Linked DNA regions of Homo sapiens: region 1 is linked to region 2. Evidence: chromatin contacts called from ENCODE Hi-C or POLR2A ChIA-PET data. All regions are on one chromosome and are shown on one strand. Each heading gives the region's core, a stretch centred on a gene start or an enhancer-like site at or near the end of the contact. The rest is flanking DNA. Distances are from core to core; before and after follow the strand shown.

Region 1 (5,292 bases), core at 2,253-4,752, 7.8 Mb after region 2:
ACTACTTTTCCAATGGATGTGTTTTATCAGGTTTAAAACAGTTTAAGATAAGGAAATGCCATATTCTGAACAATAGGTTACCTTAAGTTTATAACATATTGGCAAGCATTCAAATTACCAAATAAATTTTAAGGTCAAGGAAAGCACTCAACCCTGAATAGTAGTCTATATTTTATTTTATTTTGAGATGGAGTCTCATTCTGTCGCCCAGGCTGGAGTGCAGTGGCATGATGTCAGCTTACTACAAGCTCCACCCCCTGGGTTCAAGCCATTCTCCTGCCTCAGCCTCCCGAGTAGCTGGGACTACAGGCACCCGCCACCACGCCCGGCTAATTTTTTGTATTTTTAGTAAAGACGGGGTTTCACCATGTTAGCCAGGATGGTCTCCATCTCCTGACCTCATGATCCGCATATCTCGGCCTCCCAAAGTGCTGGGATTACAGGCATTAGCCACTGTGCCCAGCCTATCTTTATTAACATAAAGTACAGATATGGTTGACAGCATACCATTAATAACAAATAATAACTATTACTCCCCACTTTAAAACATGATTACCGGTATTTGAAATCTTTTCAGAGCAGGCAGTGCCTGCGTTTCCTGGGGCAACCAACACTTGTTTGACATGATGAGACTGTGCAAGTTTCCAGGCCAGCGTATGTTCCCTTCCTCCACTGCCAATTATAAGTACTCGGGCTGCCATTGTTCTGTCTGTAAAGCAGAAATTCCAAAGGAAAATGAAACCTGCAGAAAGAAAACCACAGTTTATATCTTAGGATGCACATTTTAGAAACCCAGGGACGGGCACAGTGGCTCATGCCTGTACCCCCAGCATTTTGGGAGGCCGAGGCAGGTGGATCACTTGAGGTCAGGAGTTTGAGACCAGCCTTGGCCAACATGGCAAAACCTCATCTCTACTAAAATACAAAAATTAGCCAGGCATGGTGGCGGGTGCCTGTAATCCCAGGTACTCAGGAGGCCAAGGCAGGAGAATTGCTTGAACCTGGTAGGAGGAGATCGCAGTGAGCCAGGATCACGTCACTACACTCTAGCCTGGGAAACAGAGCAAGACCATCTCAAAAAAAAAAAAGAAATCCAGATTTGTAAATATAATTTAAGTAATCATTTGTACTCATACAAATGACATTTTCATCCAATGATTCATTTTTGAAAAACTGGGATTCATAATTTGAGAAATATGACTGTCGTCATAAGCATAAGGGAGGTATTTCAAAAAGAAGGCAGGCTGGCCTAGAGAGCTAGGTTAAGGAGTCAAACGATGACTCTCAGCTCCTTATGTGATAATCTCCCTTCTCTGGGCTTCACTTCAAAAAGATTTAATAATCATCATGCCTTAGTTATGAAATGAATCTTGTTTTAGACTCAAAATGTATTATAAAATATCAATTTTTAAACCTTGAAATCTTACAGATAATTAGGTTATCATAAATTAAAGGATATACTGAAAACTGGGGTAAGCAAACTTTACACAAAAAGGGCCACATAGTTCTGTCAAAACTACTCGACTCGGCCACCTTAGCAGGAAAGCAACCAAAGATAATACGAAGATGAATCAATGTGCCAATGTCCAGAAAAATTTAATGGACCCATAAACAGGCAGTGGGTCAGAGATCACTGTTGCCTATCAGTACTTTAAGTAGCAGGAAACCATCAAAGGTTTGTAACAAATAAACGTGACTCGCTTTCAATAAAACTTTATGTACGGATACTATAATTTGAATTTCATAAAATTTTCACATGTCACAAAAACCTCATTTATTTCCTGTTCTTTTTCTCAATCATTCATATTTGGTGAGCTGTACAAAAGCAGGCAGCAGAAGGATTTGGTATGTGGGCCATAGTTTGCTGACTCCTAATTCAAATAGCGCAATATGCTAGAATATTGGTAGAGAAGGCAAAAATCAAATTCCAACTCATTTCACTTTAGTTCTGGCACCTGAGACTTAGAAGGATGGATACAACAGCAGTGTAACCTAGGAGATTAACTGAAATGACATTTATAAATAAGTACAATCTGGCACTCAGCAGTAGTAAATGTTAACTTGTTACATTTACTTACCACAAGACAAACTGGTAACAGGAAAAAGAAAATTGAAAACTTATTTTGATGATGTTGGGATTACATATTTTAAGAAAAATGTAAGCTGACAATATACAAAACTAACATTTTTTTGAGCACTTAACCTTGGGCAGGGTACTATTTAAAATGCTTGTCATGAAAGAATCCTATGAGGGAGATACTATTACTATCACCAATTTGCAGATAAGACAAGGAGGCCCAGATAGGTAAATAACTTGCTGGAGGTCACACAGGTAAGAGGGGGTGGAGCCTAACAGAAGCAATTTTGCTTCAGATTCTCTCAACAAGTGAAACGATGATCATTGAAAATTTGAGAAAGGAAAAAAAAAAACCCTGTTAAATTACAGTCTCGGAAGGAACAGCTACTTTAGTGTAACGGGAAAACACATTTTACTTGCCATGTGTATCTGAAATAAACAGATTTTTTATTTTATTTATTTATTTATTTGTTTAGACAGTCTCTCTCTGTCGCCCAGGCTGGAGGGCAGTGGTGTGATCTCAGCTCACTACAACCTCCGCCTCCCGGGTTCAAGCGATTCTCTTGCCTCACAGCCTCCCAAGTAGCTGGGATTACGGGCGTGCGCCGCCACGCCAGGCGAATTTTTGTATTTTTAGTAGCGACGGGGTTTCACTACGTTGGCCAGGCTGGTCTCGAACTCCTGACCTCCAATGGTCAACCCACCTTGGCCTCCCAAGTGCTGGGATTACATCACATCCGGCCAGAAATAAACAGATCTTTAAATCTAGAGCAAATGTTACATCTTTAGTTTGAATATAGCAGTAGTGTGGGAAAATTCTGTTTACTCTAGTGGATCACTGAAAATAGCCTTACTACCCAGTGGTGAGGACGCCTGGGCTCCTGAGTCTCACACAGCGCCTTGGCCTGGGTAGAGACGCTGCCCCATACTAGCAGGAAGACCTTGGGGGACTTCACTAACCTTGGGCCTCATTCCTCAGAATGGGTAACATAAGCAGAATAAGACAGGCAAATAAAGCCGTATCAGAGGATATGGAGAATAAAGTAGAAACCAACTACAAAATTAACCAAGTAATCTGCCAGAGACAACGGGTGCATAAAGAGAAAGTACACCAATTTAGGGTTATGTCCTAAAAATGTATAAAGACACAAAAAGGCCTTGACATCTTAGAAAACAGGAAAAGTAAAAGAGCAAATAGAAACCAGCTAACAGTAGCAAGTGAAAAGCACATGGCCAACCCCCACCCACCGCATTTACAAACAACAGGAAAATTTCTACAAATCAGTTTCTATGGTTTCACTCAGTTCGCGATCTTAAATCCCCAAACCAAAGCCTAAGCGCGCTCCGTGTAAAAGCGGAGGGGGTTTACGCACCGACACCGGGTGGCCACCTGGTTCCCGCTTGCCCGCTCGCCGGAAGTCGGCCCACCGGGACCGGCGCGGGACCAGCGCGGCACCGCCCCTCACTGCCCCGCCCTACGACGGCTTCCCTGCCCCATTGGTCCGCGCGGCCCTGGGTCTCCGCGGCGAGAATCTAGTCTGATTCCCTCCCGCCCTGGGCGCTGCCTGACTGCTCCCCAGCCGAGACACCCAAGCCTTAGCACGTTTATAATGTGACAGTGGTACGGGGTGCCACGCAGTGTTTCCAGGAGCGCCGGGGGGGAGCGCCAAAATGCTAAACCCATTCTTAGCCAATTGTGCGCCGCTCACGAGTCAGAGCTGAGCAGCTACCGCGGAAAAATCTCGTGACACGCCTGACTCCTGATGAGACTAAAATGCACCGGGCTTTGAATGCCGGTCGCTTAGGACATCCGGCCTATTGCTAAAAAAAAAAATGAGGCTGGTTATAGAACGCACTGGGGAAGACACAGGGCAACAGCGAGTTCCTCCTCTCACATGCCAGTGGGGGCGGGGGCTGAAAAATTCTCTCCCGGATGCATATCCCTGTCGAAACTGAACTTGGCGCCACCTGAGAGCGCCTGAAAGCCGTGTGTTAAACACCGGGTTGCCCTTCTTGCTCTTCTTCCTCTTCGCCTTTAATCTCAGGCACTTAGCAAGCCTGTTAAGGCTCCCAAACACTGCTGGGGACTGACAACTTATGCGGACACGGTCGCCTCAAGAGAGACGGCTCCTGTAATGGCGCCTGCGTCAGACACTAACATGGCGGACATAGTCGTGCGCGGCGCAAACGTCAGCACCTCTACCCCAGCCGCTCAGAAACAGCAGAGGAGAGCAGGGCCGTGCTCACTGATTGGTCCCTCGGTGGAGCGGGCCGGACCGGGCATTCCCTTTGGAGCCAATCAGGAAGGCGAGAGACCGAATTGGCCCGTGCGCCTCCTCCCGAGGCATGCTGGGAGCCTGGAGGACTAGCGAGGAGGAGTTGAGAGAACGGAGCGGACGCCATGGCGACCAACATCGAGCAGATTTTTAGGTCTTTCGTGGTCAGTAAATTCCGGGAAATTCAACAGGAGCTTTCCAGGTAAACGCCTCCCAGATTCTTCTGCTCCCAACGGACCGTTAGGCCCTCACCTAGCCTTCTTTGGCACCTTTCTTCGGAGACGCAGTCGTTCCCCGGCTCAGGCCCCGCTAGGGCCCCGCCTGGGCCTGGGATCCATTTTCCGGGCCCCCCCCAACCGCCCCCCCAGCCGCTCCCTTCCTTTTCCCTCGAGGAACTTCGCCTTTTCCGAGGTAACCCAAGACTCCCTGTTTCAGAACCGAGTTAAGATGTTCACCCTTCTCCCCTGTTTGGGTCCCCCCTGCCGTTTAGCTACTCGTAGGCCCGGTTGTCCGCCAGGGACGGGCCTAGTTCCTTCCTCAGCTCCTCCTCCGCCGCCGCGTATCCCCTCCCCCTCTCGCCTCCGCGGATTTTGCCGGCCGGTGCCTATGACCGGAAAGGGTCTCTAACGGCCGTTTCTTGGTTAATCTTAAATCCTCTTTATTATTGCGAGCTTCAGACCGCTTGGGGGTCTGGATCTATTAATAAGATTATTCGGGGCCTAGTGTCCTGTAGTATCTGTCAGCCGTTCTGATAGTTAAATGTTTCAATTAAAACGAACTCAAACTGATGCACTTGCTAGTTTGTTAAAATACTCGAGATAAAGATGGAAGGGGACTTTGAAATGGTTGCGATTAATTACAGCAAGTGAAAGTGGACTTTGTGTGTAGGTCTATTATTTTCTTGCTACCCCTGCCCCAGTTGACACGCTATTTTTGTCA
Region 2 (4,744 bases), core at 248-2,747:
GTAGTCCCAGCTACTCCGGAGGCTGAGGCAGAAGGGCGTAAACCTGGAAAGTGGAGCTTGGAGTGAGCAGAGATCGTGCCACTGCAATCCAGCCTGGGCGACAGAGCGAGACTCTGTCTCAAAAAAAAAGTATCTGGTCAAAGTTACACAGCAAAATCTAACTTAACACATATATGCAAAAAAAAAAATTGTGCAATTCAATGCCACTTTCCCTTCTGGCAAACTAAGGACATGCTTAACATTCAGCAATAGGTTCACCCGACATTTGCTTAGCCCTAGATACTGTGCAAAGTACTTCCATATATATCCTTTCCTTGTACCCTTACAGCAATACTCTCAAAGAGTTAAAGTGTTCTTATCCCTGCTTTACAGATGATAAAACTGTATCTAAGAAAGATTAAGCTGCACGTATTCTCACAGTTAATTTGCTCTAAGTCTGACTGCATAGATGTTACTCCTTCTGCAACACGGGTAAAATCCACTTTCATTGTTTCAATTATCCACCATGTAAGTGCCTATGATTCCCCAATCGCATTTCTAATTTTAGTATTCATCCTGAGCCCCAAATCTATCCACAGCATTCAACAGTTCTCATCTCCCTTATAAGTCCTACGAACTCATCCAAAAAACGAACACATAATCCCATATCAAAACTTGTTCCTTCTCCTTTAATCCCTTTCATTTTTTTTCACTGATTAGTGAATGCATATTGTCCACTAAAACGCAGAAGATAGTCATTACACAAATAGCTGTGAAATACCACCTGACATAAATTCTCTATTCCAGTACCATCGGGTGCCACGAGAGCATATGATAGCGTCTGACATGATCAGAAAGACTGGGGAAGGCAACAGTAAGAAAACACTAGTCTGAGCAGAGGCCTTGTTCTGGGTGGGAGCATGGTTCTATTTATAGTGATGACTGACCGGCCAAAGGTTAGTAGGTTCGCTGCCTCTTCAGTGCATATTCCTATGAACAATCCATAAAGTCGCCTAATGAAGTGTTAGCACCATCGTTTTTAGGTGGGATGCAAACTTTCAATATTATGACTAATTTTTTCCCTCTTAATGGTACACGTTCTGCCTAAGTAGCCTAGACGCTCCCGTGCGCCCGGGGCGGGTAGGCCTGGCCGAAAATCTCTCCCGCGCGCCTGACCTTGGGTTGCCCCAGCCAGGCTGCGGGCCCGAGACCCCCGGGCCTCCCTGCCCCCCGCGCCGCCCCGATTTGCCCTCAGAGAGGGTATCGATCTTATTTCTGGGTCTACGGCAAACTCCAAGGTCTACAAACGTAGAGGTCAGCTGTGACCCCGGGCCAGGCCGTGAAGGTCCCCAGGACACAGAGCTGCTCTCTCCTCCTAGTAAAGGTGAGAGGCAGCCCAGGCCTCGTGAAAAAACCCAGAACTGGAGTCCCAAAAGGCCACGCTGATCTAGCTACCCTCCCAGTCACCTTGCACTCAGTCCCGAGCTGCCAAAGCCTCCGCCGCCACCACCTCCGCTCTACTTCCGGCCCTGGCTCCGCCCCCACACGCCTACCCGCCATCGCAATGCATTATGGGCCGCCGTTTCAGTCGGTCGACGCTCACCGGACAGGAAGCGTCTCGGAGACAGTCTGCGACCGGACGGGTCTAGGTGAGACAGAAGCCAAACAGGAGGAGGAAGTGGAGGGTAAGTGCTTCCGGGTCCCCTGGCACAGCCTCCGCCATCTTTTCTTCGCCTAATTTGACCCGTTCTTTTTCCCCTCCTTGAAACCTTGCTCTGTACGCATGCGCTCTTTGAGTGGCCTTTCCCCTAGTTCAAGCTCCCCTCCGAGTCAGCGTCCTGTTCGTTAGGGTTATCGAAGTGTATAAAGGTGCAGGGAAAGTGAGACTGTGTAAAACAAAGCGGATTGGGGCGTTGTGCTTCCTTGTACCTCGTGAGCCTCCGTTGCCTTGGGCGGTCGTTTTGCGCACCCTGCCGGGAGTTGTAGTCCTGGACCCGAAGGTGCCTGGGAGGCGGGAGGGGGGTTGGGGCTTCTCAGCGCCGATTCCGCGGGAAGGGCCCTGGGACCTCACACTTCTAGTCGCGGGAGCTGCAGGTCTTACCCGGAGAGACGCTGCACGTGGAGCCCTCGCCGCTGCCGTTCTCAGCCGGCTCTGGAGTGCGGGCGGGGGCGACAGGGCCGATTCCGGAGTGGGTGAGTGCGGCCGCCGGGGAGGAGGGGAGCGCGGGCCCTCGCGGGCCGGCCTCGTTCCGGGGCCTTTTCCCCCACAAGGGCCCCCCCGCGGCCGCCTCTGTGTTTTGTTTCCGCTGGTCCCCGGCGCTGTGACTCCCATTTCCGTTCGTGGAGACTTGAGGGAGCCGGGTGGGGAGGGGCGGGAGAGCTGTGCGGGGAGCGAAGGGGAGGGGCGGGGGGCGAGCGGCCTGGAGCCCGGGGGGACCGGGCACCGCCGGGACCCGTGCCGGACGGGTCGCCTGTCGCCGCTCCCTCCTTTCCGCGTCCCCTCCTCGCCCGTCCGCACTCCTCAGCAGTCTCAGCCTGCTCAGCTGGGATGTGGTCCTGACGCCCCCGAGATTTTAAGAGCAAAATGCAGACCCTGTCTCATCGCGGGACTCAGCGATTCACTCATTTCAAATCCGCTCTCTTTATAGAACAACACACACCAGAATCATTTATCAGCGTATATGGTAGCCATCTGGGTTTGTTTTTTTGTTTTTAAGCAAGGAAGTAAACCAAGGAGATAACAATGGGTTGTCTACTTGGAAATTTTTTTGTGTACTAGAAGACACGCTGTATGTGCGTGTTTGGATTTAGGGACCCCAGTTTGATCAGGTTAGCGGACCGAGAGGACAATGCCTAATATTGCATTGCAAGATGATTAGAAATTTAGAAATAAAATTCATTTCATAAGTAGTTTCCACTAATAGCAGTAGGTCTGACTCGTGAGAAGAGCAAAGATTTAGCAGGATTCACTTGAGCGAATTGTAGAACGAGGCGGTGATAACATTCTTCGGTAGTGTTATCTTGAACTTCAGAAGAAACCGCTCAACTCTTTAGCAACTGCTTGAGGGACTAGCCTGTCTCTCAGGGTTCCATCCAGGCTTTCCAAGCTTCTTTATTTTTAGACATACAGTGACGCTGAGTGGACTTCAAGTCAATTTTACCTGAATTGTGTATACAAGAGCATCTGTCATGAGGCATGTATAGTAATGAAGTAATTAAATCATGAGCTAGATGTTAGGTTGAAGCAAATCATCAGACCGAGTACTAAATTAAAACTGTTGACTTTAGCCTTCCCTCAACTCTTTATATATAAAACTCCAAACCTACAGAAGAATTGGGGAAAAAATCATGCAGTGAACACGCAGATACCCTTCACCTGAGGGTCCCAACTGTTAATCTTTCACTGTATGTGCTTTCTCTTTTTATATTACATAGATATGTATGCTTTGCTTTTTCTTAACTGCTACCTTTATTTTTGAAAATAAAAATGTCTTTTAATTTCCTCAGACACAGAAAAGCATTTGATAACTTAGGAAAATGTGCAGTTAATCTCGCAGGTACCCCCACACTCCACTTATAATATATTGGGAACAAAATGTTCTAAGCTCTGTAATAATGCTCTCCAATGAAGGACAATTCTCAAATTTATCTGTAGTTTCAAAAGGGAATGTTACACCTATCTGTATTTTAAAAGACACTAGCCGTTCCCAGAATTTTTCGTTAAATTCAAGTTTAGTTTGTATCCCATCTTGTGAAACATTCCGAACCCCAGGTTGGATTTAATCCAGCAGAACCAGAGTGTCAAAGTATATGAAATTGTTCTGTGCAGTTCTGGCGGGGGCAGCCCTTAGACGGAGAAACTGCAAGTAATTTTCTCTCAGTTTTCCTAAGTATTGACATAGAAGCCTGAGGAATTGGTTTCAGAAAAAGAGATAAGACTCACTCAAAAACTGATATGAAAGATTTGGACTATTTCTCAAATCTCTGTTTTGCTTCTCTGGACTAAGCATAGAGAACCAGGAGAGAAAGAAAGATTTAAGAGACTGAGTAATATTTTTTGACAGATCATTTAAGAAACTGAGTAATTTTTTTTTTCTCCAAAAGGGCATGGGTTTTTGTTTTGTTTTGTTTTTTCTCTATTTGGCACTTTCTAGGGATTGGTCTATAAATTTTTTGAAAGATCATAGGATAAATTTCTTTGTAGCAACTTCCTATTTTAGTGTTTATGTTAGGGGAGCCCCAGGTGTCCCTGCTGATACGCCATTAGGGCCACTTCTCAGCCTCTGGCTACATCATAATGCTTTTTTTTCTATCTTGCCAAAGTTTCCAGAAAATTTATGTTTTCTAATTTTAAAAAAATTGGTTGTGGAGATGGGAGTGGACCTCTTTATAAGCCCTGAAAATAAGTGATTTTTTTTAAGTGCTATTCTGCTATAAACCTGATTCTCACTTTTTTCTGTAGACAACAGTTTTTTATAATATATCTATTTTGTGTGGACATTATTTCCTTTTAACCAATACTGAAATTCCATAGTGTATACTTTCTCCACATTTTCTTTGATTAATACTTTCTTAAAATAGACACTTGGATTGGCACCAGCTGTCACCAATAAAGCTGCCCTGAACATTGTCAATCAATCCTGTTAACCAATTTGAGAATTTTTCTGGAATGCTTAGTTAGGGATGAAATTGCTGGGTTATAGGTATGAGTATGCTTGATATACTTTTCTCCAGAATGTCTACACCTGTGTGTACACCACATCTC

The links. Hi-C counts contacts between places; a loop is a spot of excess contacts on that map. ChIA-PET counts read pairs that join two places held with the same protein, here RNA polymerase II (POLR2A). Pooled maps may share reads with other maps.
Region 1: a loop to region 2 is called in a pooled map, with 11 times the contacts of the local background. The contact joins the promoter of GART here to the promoter of ATP5PF in region 2. A Hi-C loop is called at or near these places in 5 of 50 pooled maps. POLR2A ChIA-PET finds 5 or more read pairs at or near these places in 2 of 52 experiments (CD4-positive, alpha-beta T cell and GM12878).

The regions. Positions count from the first base shown.
Region 1 is chr21:33,538,615-33,543,906 of GRCh38, forward strand. GART (phosphoribosylglycinamide formyltransferase, phosphoribosylglycinamide synthetase, phosphoribosylaminoimidazole synthetase) reads right to left here and starts at 3,503. Exons shown (of 22, transcript NM_000819.5): 1 at 3,451-3,503; 2 at 557-742. The coding sequence starts at 701. It overlaps SON (SON DNA and RNA binding protein), which reads left to right and starts at 4,424. Exons shown (of 12, transcript NM_138927.4): 1 at 4,424-4,555. The coding sequence starts at 4,479. RefSeq lists silencers at 3,379-3,668, 4,709-4,798 and enhancers at 3,819-4,268, 3,833-4,564, 4,469-4,528.
Region 2 is chr21:25,733,407-25,738,150 of GRCh38, forward strand. ATP5PF (ATP synthase peripheral stalk subunit F6) reads right to left here and starts at 1,498. Exons shown (of 4, transcript NM_001003703.2): 1 at 1,447-1,498. GABPA (GA binding protein transcription factor subunit alpha) reads left to right here and starts at 1,566. Exons shown (of 10, transcript NM_002040.4): 1 at 1,566-2,172. RefSeq lists enhancers at 920-999, 1,318-1,973, 1,400-1,509, 1,530-1,649 and silencers at 1,110-1,209, 2,150-2,289, 2,350-2,559.